Linked DNA regions of Homo sapiens: region 2 is linked to region 1. The links are chromatin loops, found by intact Hi-C in ENCODE. Cell type or tissue: IMR-90. All regions are shown on one strand. Links, peaks and the distances in the headings refer to the core of each region. The heading gives the core; the rest is flanking DNA.

Region 1 (6,958 bases), core at 1,916-5,915:
TGTTCATTAGTTTATCTATCAAGTCTAAGACTATTATGCAACACAGAACAGTTCTCAATAAATATTTGCTGTAGGAACGACTCCAAAAAATTTTGTATCTTTTCTTCACATCTTCTTATGGTGTACTCTCTGATTTGTTAACATTTTTACAACATGAGCTTATTCTATTCTCATAACAAAGCTGCAACCTACATTATGCAAATGTATCTCCATTTCACATATAAATGTTATACTTTAAAGGGATTAAGCAAGTTGCTTAAGATTAGTCAGACCTCAGTGCTATCATTCTAAATCCGTGCTACTGCATAATTCAATAAAAATAATGCTAAATTTTTGCTTTATGAAATTTGTAAAAAAAAAACTCCCCTAAACTTTTTGTCCACTGGTTGATAATAAAAGAAAAAAGAGTCCTACAAATACAAATAACTCAGATTTTTTTCATTTCTTTCTTTCTCAGCATTTATGATTGATTCATGAAAGATTATTGAGTACTACATTGAATTATTCACTGGCATTAGAACATATAATGTATGGGGGTTACTGCTTTTTATGTCCACATACAACATCACAAACTGAATATTCTGGTAGACGTCTAACAGTATTGTATTCATGATCATATTCAAAATGATTAGTTGTAAGCTAAGCCTTTGGATTTGCATGCTTATTTGGTTTTAAACCAACTGAACACTACAATTTGAATGCTTTTTGTTTTAGCTAAAGAATAACCTATTAACTTTTCCTGGAAATGTATGGAATCAGGCAATACAAAAAGGAATAACGCTGAGAAGCACTATTAGAGTCAGGATGCGTAAAGGACTGGGGTGAACTCAGTATGATTTGGGAGCAGGTGTTAAATAGACAAGAATCTACCATAGTCCCTTAAAGCAGTATTGCAATACATCTCTGGTTCCCTCACTATTTATATTTCCATTCCTTTCATATTTTCTCAGATGTTTCTATCTGCTATTACTCAAGTCATTCCCAGTTATGAATTTTCCTATGACTTTGATTACAGGATGTAATCTGCTGCATTATATAGTAGACATGAATATAATCTGCTGCATTATATATAGCTACTAATAGGAGGTTCTCACTATTTTTAGGCAAATTCTTGTTGTTCCCTGTTCTTTTTTGACACAAATCTTTGACCTCCCTTTAATTGCATTGATTGTTTCTAACCCTGGCTGCCTTCTCTGTACCCATTGTCTTATAGGCCAGTGCACTACAGCTGTCTCATTTGTATAATTCAACAAATGTTCCGAGAGATAGAATTGTGAACACCATTGTTTCTAGCTGTAAATAGAAGCAAGTTGCTTGGTGTGTTTCTGGGTAATTTCATCTGTGGTTTCCATTCAGATACTCTTACAAATGGTCTTGTTTCAGAAACAATTTAGTTCCTCCCTCCTCAGCCCTATCTCACTAAAATGTATGTGATACATAAACTTAGCAAAAACTCACTTCTATTTAAATTTGCCAGTTCTAGCTCTTTGTTCTATTCACCTTTATTGTCTGCTTACCTCCTTGTAATGCTCTAATTTATATAAGTAAAGATCTTGAACACTGGAAGGCAGCAAATTACACAGGACCTGTCTAGTCTTGAAGAGCAGATGTGATGTCTTACTTTTGCAACCCCACAGTTCCTAGCACGGTGTGTGCAGATTGAATAAGTAGATATCTGTGAGTTATATTACAACATTTTAAAATTCCACCACGCTTATCAAAGTGGGAACAGGATGCACATTTCAACCTGCAGCCTCATTTTTTCTTTTTTCTAATTTGTTTACCTCTCAGTTATCACTTTCAAGTTTTCACTTTCACAGTGTAAGCCTGTAACAGTGAGCAATAAGCTTTTCTCTCTTTATTATTACCCAAGCTAATGCCATACATATTGATTAAAATATGAAAGGTGAGAAACACGTCATTCACCTTGTAGAATTTTTGAGAAATATTTGAAGTGTTAATCAGTCAAATGATAATGAATACCAACTATCTAGTAACTAATAACTTCATCTAGTGGTAGTAATAATACTTTACATATATTATTCCATTTAATCCTCAAGACAGCTTAGTGTTGAGTATAATATTATTACTGTTATTTTACCAATGAAGTAAATTAGGTTTATAATGGTTAAATAACTTGCCAAAGATCACAGAGCAATCAAAAAAACCAAGTTGAATTCAAACCAAAAGTGTATCTGAGTCCAGAGCCTGTCCTCTTCCAAACTGTAATACTTCAAACAATATTACATTAAGGTTTATGCTTTTGAGTGGCTTCATAGGTTATATATAATGTGTCCAAATCCAAGTTGGAAAGAACAATTCAAGTTAATAATTTCTATTTTGATAATGTGTGTAGCACAGTACATTCCTCAAGAGAATTTATAATCAATAACCTTTCCATATGAAGGTTAAAAAAATTTGGACAAGGCCAGGCGCAGTGGCTCACGCCTGTAATCCCAGCACTTTGGGAGGCCGAGGCAGGCAGATCACGAGGTCAGGAGATCGAGACCACCCTGGCTAACACGGTGAAACCCCATCTCTACTAAAAATACAAAAAATTAGCCAGGCGTGGTGGTGGGCGCCTGTAATCCCAGCTACTCGGGAGGCTGAGGCAGGAGAACGGCGTGAACCCGGGAGGCAGAGCTTGCAGTGAGCCGAGATCGCGCCACTGCACTCCAGCCTGGGCGACAGAGCGAGATTCCATCTCAAAAAATAAAAATAAAAAAAAAATTTGGACAAGGACAAACAGGGCTCTGGTAGAAGGCAGATTGTGGTAAGTTTGATTAAGGATATTTGTAATGCCCTGGGGAATCTTGAGGAAGGAGAGAAGTGTCACTATCTTTTAGAGAGTGTCACTCCTTGGGCATTGGGGTGAAGAAAGAGGAAGAGACAGGTATCTTTGCTAACAGTGGTGGAACATCTCACTAAATGGGCAGGAGTCTAACAAAAGGGAAGAGAAAATAAAGCGTGAAAAAGCATTTCAGACAGAAGAAAGAGGATGGAGTGAGGTACACAAATAAGAAATTTGTAAACCCTAAAAGCATAAATTAGGCAAGAGACTAGAAAGAGCGAAGAGCCTAGTTTTGGAAAAGAAAGAAAAATATCTGATAGTTATTTTTTAATGTGGCTCAGGAAAGAAGAAGCAAGTCAAATCCAAACACAACAGCCAGATGCTTCATGTAGTCTGTGATAGAGATCAAGGCTATGATTAGAAGATGTTTCAGGGTATTGAGAAGAGTATACAACTTAGAAATAACTCTAGGTTGTATACTCTTCTCAATACCCTGAAACATCTAATCATAGCCTTGGTCTCTATCACTTAGAAATAACTCTAAGCCAGGCACGGTGGCTCACACCTGTAATCCCAGGACTTTGGGAGGCCGAGGTGGGTGGATAACTTTAGGTTAGGAGTTTGATACCAGGCTGGCCAACATGGTGAAACCACATCTCTACTAAAAATACAAAAAGTAGCCAGGCATGATGGCACGCACCTGTAATCCCAGCCACTTGGGATGCTGAGGCACAAGAATCGCTTGAACCCGGGAGAGGGAGGTTGCAGTGAGCCGAGAATGAGCCACTGCACTCCAGCCTGGGTGACAGAGCAAGACTCTATCTCAAAATTAAAAAAAAAAAAAAAAAAAAGAGAACTCTAGCTTTCATAAGACACATAGTGTTGAATATGAAATGATATTCATTTAATGCCAATTTTATTGACATCCATTAACTTTATTAAATGCCAAGTGTAGTTTGACATAGCCAGTTACACTTGTGTTAATAAAAACAGCAATTACAACAACGCAACTGTTCCACGGAGCAGATTTTAGGATCTGGAACCAGTAGCCAGTAAAGCTCTTTGAAGGAAGATGATGGTTCCTATCTCCCTCAACTGAAACCACCTTTGCAAAATTATGACAGTGAGAAAAATCTGACATAGTTGACTCCATGTTGCTTCTTACTCCCAAGCTGTTCATGGTTATTCCTGGACATGGACCAAGCTGACTTTGGGAGTAATTTAGTTTATAGTTTAACCTTAAAGCAAGGATGATGATAGCCCTTCCCAAAGCTAAATCAGTTTTGTAAAACTAATAAAAGTCCGCAAGGTTAATATTAGGAGAGGGGCCTGAATTCTTCTAAGATGTAGGTGTAGTTAAATGATAACCAGCCATTGTTCTGGAAGTCACAAGATGTGTAACTTCCCCAGTTACTCCTGTAGATAACGTCACTATTGTAGAATATACATTGGCCTTTTGAGAGGTCTTTTCAGACTTTTTGCATTTCTGATGACCAGCTGACTCTACCCAGGCCAAGGATTCATGATTCAATCATTCCTGTGGCTCCCACCCGGAGGCTGAGTCAGCCAGTGTGGACTGTTTTCCACACCTCTATGATTTCATTCCCAGCCACACAACATTCCCCATTCCCTAGCCTTGACCACCAAAATATCCTTGAGAAACCCTAACCTCCTGAGCCTTCTGTGAGAAATTGATTCAAGTAAATAACTGTCTCCCAAGTGGTATTGCTGGCCTTGCCTCAATTATACTCTTTCTTCACTGCAGTGCCATGGTCTCAGTGAACTGGTTTTGTCTTTGCAGTGGGCAGGAAGATCCCACTGGACGATTACACAACTTGGATGTCACAGCCACTCAGGGACTGCCATAGGTGGGTGACTCATTTCAGTTTCTGAGGTCACCCATTTAGTGGCAATGAAATCATTTCTGCTTTTCCTTCCTGTGAATCCACTACTCCCACTGCTGGAATATTAATTCAAGTGGAGCTACAAGATGCAAAGATCATAGAGCAGGCTTAAAGCTGATCCATGCCATTCTTTTAAAAAGGTTGGAAAGTGAATTTGTAACTTTGGCAACAGAAAGGTATTTTTCAATCACAATTTACAGAATTGTCTTGGTTGTATTGTTGTCCTTTGGTAAGTTAAAGCATGTTGTGCTAAAATGTTACTCCCCAAGGACTAAGAATTGCCTCAATACATTCTGTTTTATGCCTATTGCACGTACTCGCGTGGGAACTTTATAAATATTATTCTAATTAGAAAGCCTTGAATATCTATTGCTCTAGGAGACTCAGGATCCTTTATTAATTCATGATGTGGTTCAAGCTAGCTGTGAAGTTATGGGAGTGTGAATAAGTATCATCAACTCCAGATGTCTTATGTAATACAGACCACAGTGATGAATGAGACCTTCCTGCAGTCATGCCAAACAATCTGTTGAGAGATGTTGATTTAATAACTTTCTTAAGGAAAGCACAGTGCAAGCTACCGGCCGGGGGAGAGGGAGAAGAATTAGTTGCAGATCCTACCCCAGAGAAATACAAACTAGTGCAACAGAGAAGTGTGCTTCTGTGTTTAAAATGGCACCGATTATTTTCCCCCAAGCACTATATTAAATGTGAGGACTTTAGTAAACCCATTGTTTGCTTCCTTTTGGATTGTTGAGAGTCCAAAGCAATTAATGCAACTTTTAAGGTATTCTAGGCAAATGTTTTACCTAATGAGAAAAAACAACAACACATTTGTATTTGCACATTTATTGAGGAGAAAGCAATTGAACTCTAGTAAGTTTTTTTTTTTTTTCTCAGAGTACTGAATATTTTATCTTTAATTCCTAAGTCACAATAACCTGGAGAATGTTAATTAGTTCATTTGGTTCTTCTATAAATATTTTCTTTTTAAGAGGTACAATGGCCTGGTGCGGTGGCTCACACCTGTAATCCCAGCACTTTGGGTGGCCGAGGCGGGTAGATCACGAGGTCAGGAGTTCAAGACCAGCCTGACCAATACGGTAAAACCCTGTCTCTACTAAAAATACAAAAATTAGCTGGCGTGGTGGCACGTGCCTGTAGTCCCAGCTACTCAGGAAGCTGAGGCAGAAGAATTGCTTGAACCTGGGGTTGCAGTGAGCCAAGTTTGCGCCACTGCACTCCAGCCTGGGTGACAGAGTGAGACTCCGTCAAAAAAAAAAAAAAAAAAGTATAATGTTTGAGGCACACAACACTCTGGTTCAAGGTAGAAATTCTACATACACACACATATTAACAAAAGGAAACATGACGATGGGGTCCTTGATGGACAACAATATCAGTTGGGTATGCTACCATAAGCCAGTTTTCCAGTTTGTTCTGTTTAATTATTGCTCTATTAAAAACCCATTCTATTTTAGTTCAGTGAAGATGGTAAAAAATGGAAAATTTTATTTTGAACCCTTGAAAGAGCATTGGTTCTCTCACAATTACTACTGATGGAAAGAACGGAATGGCACTCATAACTTGTGACAGATAATGTGAAATACAGGGTAACATTAGCGGGCTTCCTCATATAAGTTCACACCAGACATCTTACTATTGTGGAAATGATATTTTCAGACTTTTAGTGCTAGGAATTCCATTAAACTAACCTAAAGATGCTTAGAGGATGCATACATATTAATAAAACTCATAAACAACAAAACATGTATAAAATTCCCTAAATTACCATGAGAAATACAACTTCCATGCAACTGGTTAACCGTTTGTTTCTCATTCTCTCAGTTAGCAAATACATCCTTTTAAGATATCAAATAACCATTAATTGCTTGATAGCATCGAATATTCTGAATGGACAGTCTCATCATGCATGCATATTCAGGTCGGGATAGTTATACTGAAGTCCTGTATCTGTTCATCAAAACCTTCACCTAGTCATCTAGAGATACACTGACAGATATTTACTGTCAATCCTCCTAAAGATTTGCTTCATGCATACTTGCTCACCCTTCAGTTACTGTCATAATACTTAAAATGATGAACCGCAAATCAGTTTGTTGAGGGAGGCACTGAAGTAGAGTGTTTAACACAGACCACCATTTACCGATTAAGTGACCTTGGGCCCATTACATAACTGCTCTTGACACTAACTCATTCATCTGCTTACTTAATAAGCATTTACTAAGTGGACTAGGTTCTA
Region 2 (6,958 bases), core at 1,686-5,685, 76 kb after region 1:
TTTTATTGGGTGAAAAGGGAAAAACGGGGAAACAGGGATGCTCTGCAAAGCCGGAGTCCCTGCTAGAGCGCTTCCTGCCAAGCCGGTGGAATTTCAGGTTCCACACAGGAAGAGGAGGGGCCAGGCTGCTCCCAGCTACAAATGTCATCAACTTCCTGAGGTTCCACCCTAGTGCACAGGCCAGATGGAGTTTTCCAGAGACCCCCTCCCACCTGGCTGTCTTATTCCCCCGTCTAAAGAAGTACATATAACTGCTGTTAGAATAAGGATAAGCGTAAGAATGAAGACCAGTGTTAACTGCTTCCTGATGACAGGGGGCACTGTTTTGGGGAAGCATCAGTCAGAGGCCCATGTAAGGGTTCCCCGCAGAAGGGGCCATCCTCAGAGGCTCTGGTTGGGTGACTGGTTGGAGTTTGATGGCCTGAAGGCAAGAACAGACGAACCAGGTTATTAGAAAACATGTATCAGAATGAAACAAGGGGAGGGGTAAGGAGAGCTCAAAAATCCCGAGGCCTTTTACCAGTTTGCAAAGGGAGAAGGAGGCCAAAAGCTTGACCGGTAAAAAAAAACTTCACCCTTTTGCCGGCACACTGGGCTTCTGTGTTCCCTTCCCCTGAGCCTAATCTCAAGCCAACCAGTTCAAGGTTTGGGAAATTAACTCTTTCCAGTTTGGAGGATGCATCTGAGATGAGTGTCCCATAGTACAGGGACACAATTACCTATCTGTGAAGAAAAGACAGAGAAGGGGAAAGGAAAAGAGAAGGCATTTTTTAAAGGAGTCCCAGGGATTCAGGATGCATTTGAAAGGGGTACAGAGTGAAGATGAATGGCTACCCATCTAGAAAGGTGAGCAGGCATCCATGGTTCCCTTCACTTCCTAACAGATACCCGGGGTACTTCAGGGAGTGATGGAAGAGCGTCCTTTTTCCATCTGCTGTCCTTGCATCCCCAAGTTCTGGAGAACTTGGCAAGTGCCACCATGAGTACCAAAGCGGCTTGCACCCATGAAGCTGGGGGGCCTAGAGAATAGGAATTATCTGCTTTCACCTATACCTCTATCACCCCTACTGTAAGTAGCCTTGGAGTTCCCTAGACCTCTTTCATGCCATGGATATTAACGTGGCCTTTATCCATGAAACAAGAAGCCTGGGTTGGCTTAATGGGCAGGAATCAGCTACACTCACTTGTGCTGTGCCTTTTAACTTCCATTATTGTCTGCCTCCGGATCCCTCAGATCCAGTTTGACCCAAAGCTTGGGATTGCATGGACTCCTTATGATAAGCTGAATGCTAAGGTAAAGCTGTGGAAGTGAGTCCTCTTCCAACAAGGGAGAGAAAAGGATGTCTTGTGACACACCCAGATAACTGGTGGCTATGGTTATGCCTGCTAGGGTTTCGGTGCGTGGTGCTTGGCTTTGGTTAGGGCTCTTGGTCTTACTCTCCCAAAAAGGAAACTTGCTAGTGATGGACATTCTATTTATTCCCATCACCTGGCAGGATTTGCAGGATAATTGCTCAGAACTAGAATATTGATCCAGATTTCTACATTACCAGATAACACCCCTCTTGTTCTTTCTGAGCTGCAGCTGGGGATTGCTGGTTGGTTCACAGGAATAAGCAGGGTTAGTCTAAAAATGTAGGCAAAAACTTAAAAACAACTAGTGAGTTTAGAATTTAATGACAAATGTATAACTTTTGAAACATAATTTCTCTCCAGTCCTCACTTTTGTTAAGAAAAAAAAACCATGATAAGACCGAGTGTTTTGCAAAATAGACTTTAGCCTTATACTTGGCCTGATTATTTGCATAATAATTATTTCTACACAGGCCTTTTAGATTGGCTTTGATGGAACTCTGTTCCTCAAGGGATCTCAGATAAGACCTTTTAAAGCCATCCTAGCCATGGGTTTATTCTCAAATACATGTGAGTTGGGTCATCCTCTCCTCTTACGGTCCCAAGATAAACTTGGAGCTCCTGGACCTGTTAGAAAGTGACACTCTTTACTGATCACAGGTCAGGAACCCTATACAGGGACTGAGTATGAGGACAGCTTCCGCATGGGGCTTTTATTGGCTCTGCAAGTCAAGATTGACTCCGTAAAGGGAAGTATGCCCTTCCAGTCAAAGCCTTGGTAAAATAACCAGTTTTTCCAATTGTTTTCTGTTGCAAAAGAAAAATGGATTCTTATTGCACTGATGCAAACAACTATATTGCCATAAGAATACTCACAGGTAGTTTCCAAATTCTAGAGGAACCAGGCAGAGAGAAACAAACATGCTACAAATTTTGATCACAGGAGTGTATACTTTCCTTATTAATGACTGTAAATAGTTCAAAATAAGTTTCCTTGACTGTGAAAAACAAAACAAGGATCAGCAATATTCCAAGCAAAAGTCAAAAAGATTTGCTTCAGCTTCCTGAGTTCAGTCCATCTAGTTAACTCGTTTTGCTTGGTATTTGTGAATATTTCAGCTCTTTATGAGCCCCATAAATTTTCCTTTATTTCAATGTTACAATCTCAAAAGCTTTCAGAAGCCTGTATTTGAGAGCACCACCTAAAGTTCTATAGCTTATTATAAACCATCTTTTGAAAAGGATTAAAGCAAGACAACAATTGTCTGTGAATAGCAAAATGCCCAGGGTAGTGACAGTTAGAAACACAACTGACAAAAATGTTTGGGTATCTCTGTGGTTTGCAATAACTTAACCTTAATTATGATTGGTAGCATATACTTAGACATTAGAATTTTAGAAATCTCATACAATGTTGGAACATATATTAGCATTATTTACCAAGATATAACCTAAAGAAGACTGAACATCATTTTGGCAATCCCATGTACCTAAACATGTCAAATAATTCTGTTTACCTCTCTTCTCTGGACACTTCAGGGGCCCTGTCAAACTACTCAAAAAGCCAGGTGCCGGGGAAGACAATTTTGAAGCTCAAGTTTGATTTTGGGAAGGCTGTTAAATGTTCAAGGTTTAAAACACTTGATATTATGAAACAGAATTCCAGATTACCACAAATTATTTGTTTTGCAAAAATGATGACTCAGAAAACGTAAAGAAGCAAAAACCTTTTATAACCCTTTACAGATTTTGCCAAAGAGCAGCTAATGCCATAGGAAACCTTTGTTAGGCTTTTATTTCAATGCTCAATTTACAGAAAAACCATATAATACGGTTTTTTGAATTTAGTCAATATGTTCACACAGAGAACCTCTTCGGCAAGGTTAATTTTCACAATTCTTCCATCACTTCTTTGAACCCTCAGCTTTTTAATAATTTAATTCAAAACAATCCTTTAACCCTAGGCAAAAATTTACATTTTCATGCCTTCTTATAACCTTTTACTAAAAAACATACTTCACTGTTCTTACACTCCTTGCATGCAAATCTATTTCCAGTAGTCTCAATTACATGTTATAATGGTAACTCCTAGTAATTTTTAACAATAATTTAAAACCTGGTAAATTGTTTTAATTGTGTGCTAACTGTAGCCAAGGTTTGCCTTCTTAGTTAAGGAGGTGATTAGTTCCATATGTCCCCAGGCCCTACCAGCCGTGAAGCAGAGGAGACAGACAGTTTTCAAAACCCAAAAAGCAGTTTGTAACCTTGAAACACTTAGCAAACCTTGCATCTTACCTACATTTTACCAATAATCTTTAGGGGCTGTTTTGATTTCTCAAAGATTAAAGTCATGCGAACTGAAAGGTACCACAGCTTTTAACTTCCCTTAAAAAATACTTGATCCAAGTGCTTGTCTTCTTTAGGACAAATTAATTAGAGATCTTTTTAAAGACAGCACACACAGTATACACACACACACACAGGCATTAGAAAATCCAGTTGCTGGGTGAGGCCCTTTAAGAGACAGGGCTAGGAAAACATGCAGATATCAAACCAGAGAGGGCTCATCCTCTGAGGCAGGATTGCTCAACAAACCTTGCCAAGCAGTTACTGGTCACGCCCCCAGGATGTAAAACAAGATGGAGGCTTGCAGCACACACCATACAGACATGCAAAGCACACCAGGATTGGCCACGGCCCAAGACTAGCCCTACAAATCCTTTTCCACAATTGAAGCTTTACAGAGACTAAGTTCACTGCTGACTGGGTGTGAAGAGGAGAAAAAAAAAGGGGTTTAAAAATGCCTGGGGAAGAACCTCTTACTCTTACCCAAGTGGTTCCTCCACCAGGGAGACAAGTTTAATTGCTGTGGGTCAGAGCTGGCCTCCCCGGTGCAGGGAGGAGGAGATCCCATGAGTGCGTGGCAGAAAACGCCAGCCACTCATGACGCCTTGAGCCAGGTATCCCAGCCCCGGCAGGGAAGGGAGGGCGGTGGGGAGCCGCTGCTCACCCGTTCCTTCCAAAAAAGGGAGAAAAGGCTGTGAAAAGGCCCCTAACCCTAGGAGTAATAGGGGGTGGTGGCATGGTTTCCTCTACCCTCAGAAGCCGGAGGATGAGAGGGCTCAGGAGAGAGAGGGAAGGGAAAGAATTATTGGCATGCATTTCACTCACTGTTTGTAGAGCCTCCACAGTGCGTACCAAAGATGTCGCAGGACTTTTCCTTAGTTCAGCTGAAGACGGGGTCCTTGTCTGTCCCATGGCCACAAAAATTTAGGCTCACAGGCTGTTTGAAGGGTGAGAGAAGCAGGACTTTTTTGGGTGAAAAGGAAAAATGGGGGAAACAGCGATCCTCCATAAGGTCAGAGTCCCTGCTAGAGAGCTTCTCACCCACAGCTTGAATTCCAGGTTCCACACAGAAAGAAGAGAGGCCAGGCTCCTCCCCGCTGCAAACAGCATGAACTTCCTGAGGTTCCACCCCAGTGTGCAGGCCGGTTGGAGTTTTTCTGGGGATCCGCTCCCACCTGGCTGTCTCGCATGCTTTTTTTCTTTTTCCTTTTTTTTTTTAGTGAAAGTTCATACTCTGGCTAAATGTACAGGAATTCCAGAATATTAAATTCCAGTGGTGATTGCCTGTCAGGGAGGTAATGGGAGGTGATAGAGAGTGAATACAGTCATGGCATATTTTTTCTTTAAGCTCTATATCTTGTTATACAATTTGTTTTCCTGACCTATCTGGAATTTCCCTGCTCTCATAACAGCTTCCCCATGATCCATTCATACCAGCTGGAAAATTCTACTTGGACTTGTTAGTGTTAAGTCTTTGAGGAATAGCCTCCTTAAGGAAACAGCAGAAATGTCATTTTGTTTATTCTTATGGCATCCAGAATCCTGTTTTACTGAAAAGTTTAATGCCACGTTCTTGGATCATTGTGGCTTCCATTCCCAGAGCCTCTGCTGCTTGTCCTCAGGGTGTTTCCGTGGCTTGAAACCCTATTAAAAATCCTTCCCTGCTTAATTGTTTTAAGCAGCTTCTTTTGAGGATCTCTTATCTATTAGTTAGTAAAGACAAATCTTCCTTCCCTTCACATTCCCTTGTTTGAAACAACTCTTTATGTATTTTTGGCACTTAATTATTTAATTATAAGTGAATATAATTTTTTAAAGAAAGTCAGTTGACAGTTTCTTTGGGGGCATTTATTTTTTTTATTTTATTTTTGGTCGGAGGATGTTTATGCTGGGATTCATTCTGATTTCCTTCTCCTTCCTTGCCCTGACATGTCCCCAGAATGCCTCCTCTTCTAAAGTCAAGATGATCACCTTAATTTCCTGCCCTTCTATGGCAAGTTAACACAACCTTCTCCAAATCTGGGCCCAGGCCCTGAAAAGCTCTTGATCACTCCTATAGTAAGAAGGCTGCAGATGTTTTCCCTAGGCTTGGGCTTGGGTAGATGCTGTTGATGGCTACAAGTTCAGAGCTCTTTTCTAGAGATGTAAACTCATTTTTAAGTTTTCCTACTCACCCACCAGGAGACTTTTTCTATTTACTAGGAGCGGGAAATTAATGCAGAAAAGACGGTGAGGGACTGATTTCTGTAGTGTAGCAATGTAGGGGGTAGGGGAAATGTGTAATTCTTAGTAGCCTAAGTGCCTGCAGTAGAAACGTTATGGACCGTACCAGTGTGCAAATGAAAAACTCTGCATTAATACCCATGCAATGTTCATGTTGTCACCAGATTTGATTCTAGAAACATTTCCTACAGGACTGTTTACTGCATTTTATTGTTGAATACTCTCAGCTTCAGGTGAAACACACTGAAGTGTGAAATGGTCAATTATAACTGGATAAACAAAGTTGCTTGGATAAAATATTATTAAACTGGGTGGGTGGTTGTTTAGTGTTCATTTTTCTTTATCTCAGGGCAGGGGGTATACGGAGTAGAAGAAGGGTTTGGCACTTTAGGAAGATGACTTTGTGAGCAAATTCACAGTTACCAAGACCAAAAAGACCTTATAAGTCAATTTCATGCTGAGTTGTTTAAAACCATTTTCACATCAAATATTTCATAACTTCCCTACTCTGTAGAATCTTTCAAAGTTTGAATTTCTATGAGGTAGACCTTACACGATATTCCCCCTTTAATACCATTGGAGAATTAATTTAATCTTGGGAAATACTCTCAAACATTGATACTTTGGAAAGTAAATTCAGAAGGGAATATCAGGAACATAATTTTAAATGGTTTTTAATACATACCCCTGAAGCTTGAGATAGGTATCACACTTTGATGCATATCCTGTGTTTGCTGAAATATCACTTATGAAACCTGTGATTCCTTGACTGAGAGCTTCATTTAGTATCTTATTTATGATTTGCTAGCTGATGGTGCTCCAAAGAAGTGCTTATCTCAAGCCGTATGAGTAATATTTCTGAAGTATTTTTTGAGATCATAGCAGATAGGAATTTCTGACAGTATAGACTGGTATTTTCTGGGACATCTGCCTGCAATTAGAATTTTATTTGGGACTAAATTTACCCAAGATTGGGAAACAAACTTTCTCCTTGTAACTCTCCTATTCATTTTTCAAGTAGTAATGTCATCCTTCA

What was found. A loop is a pair of places that touch in the nucleus more often than their neighbours do. Peaks named below come from ENCODE experiments on the same cell type or tissue, not always from the same donor. Only the 100,000 strongest peaks of a DNase experiment are listed, where the experiment ranks them.
Region 2: it touches region 1 in a loop (2.7-fold over the local background); 1 of 110 quality-filtered maps calls a loop at or near these places.

The regions. Positions count from the first base shown.
Region 1 is chr1:238,404,993-238,411,950 of GRCh38, forward strand. The region is part of intron 3 of LOC105373220 (a long non-coding RNA gene); the gene reads left to right. Among named protein-coding and RNA genes, the nearest start is that of LINC01139, 78 kb to the right of the region's middle. In IMR-90, for the core only: no CTCF peak of the experiment used is centred there; a DNase peak (open chromatin) is centred at 4,339; H3K27ac peaks cover 266 bases.
Region 2 is chr1:238,481,261-238,488,218 of GRCh38, forward strand. LINC01139 (long intergenic non-protein coding RNA 1139) reads right to left here and starts at 4,757. Exons shown (of 2, transcript NR_015407.1): 1 at 4,525-4,757; 2 at 1-421. In IMR-90, for the core only: no CTCF peak of the experiment used is centred there; a DNase peak (open chromatin) is centred at 3,961; H3K27ac peaks cover 959 bases.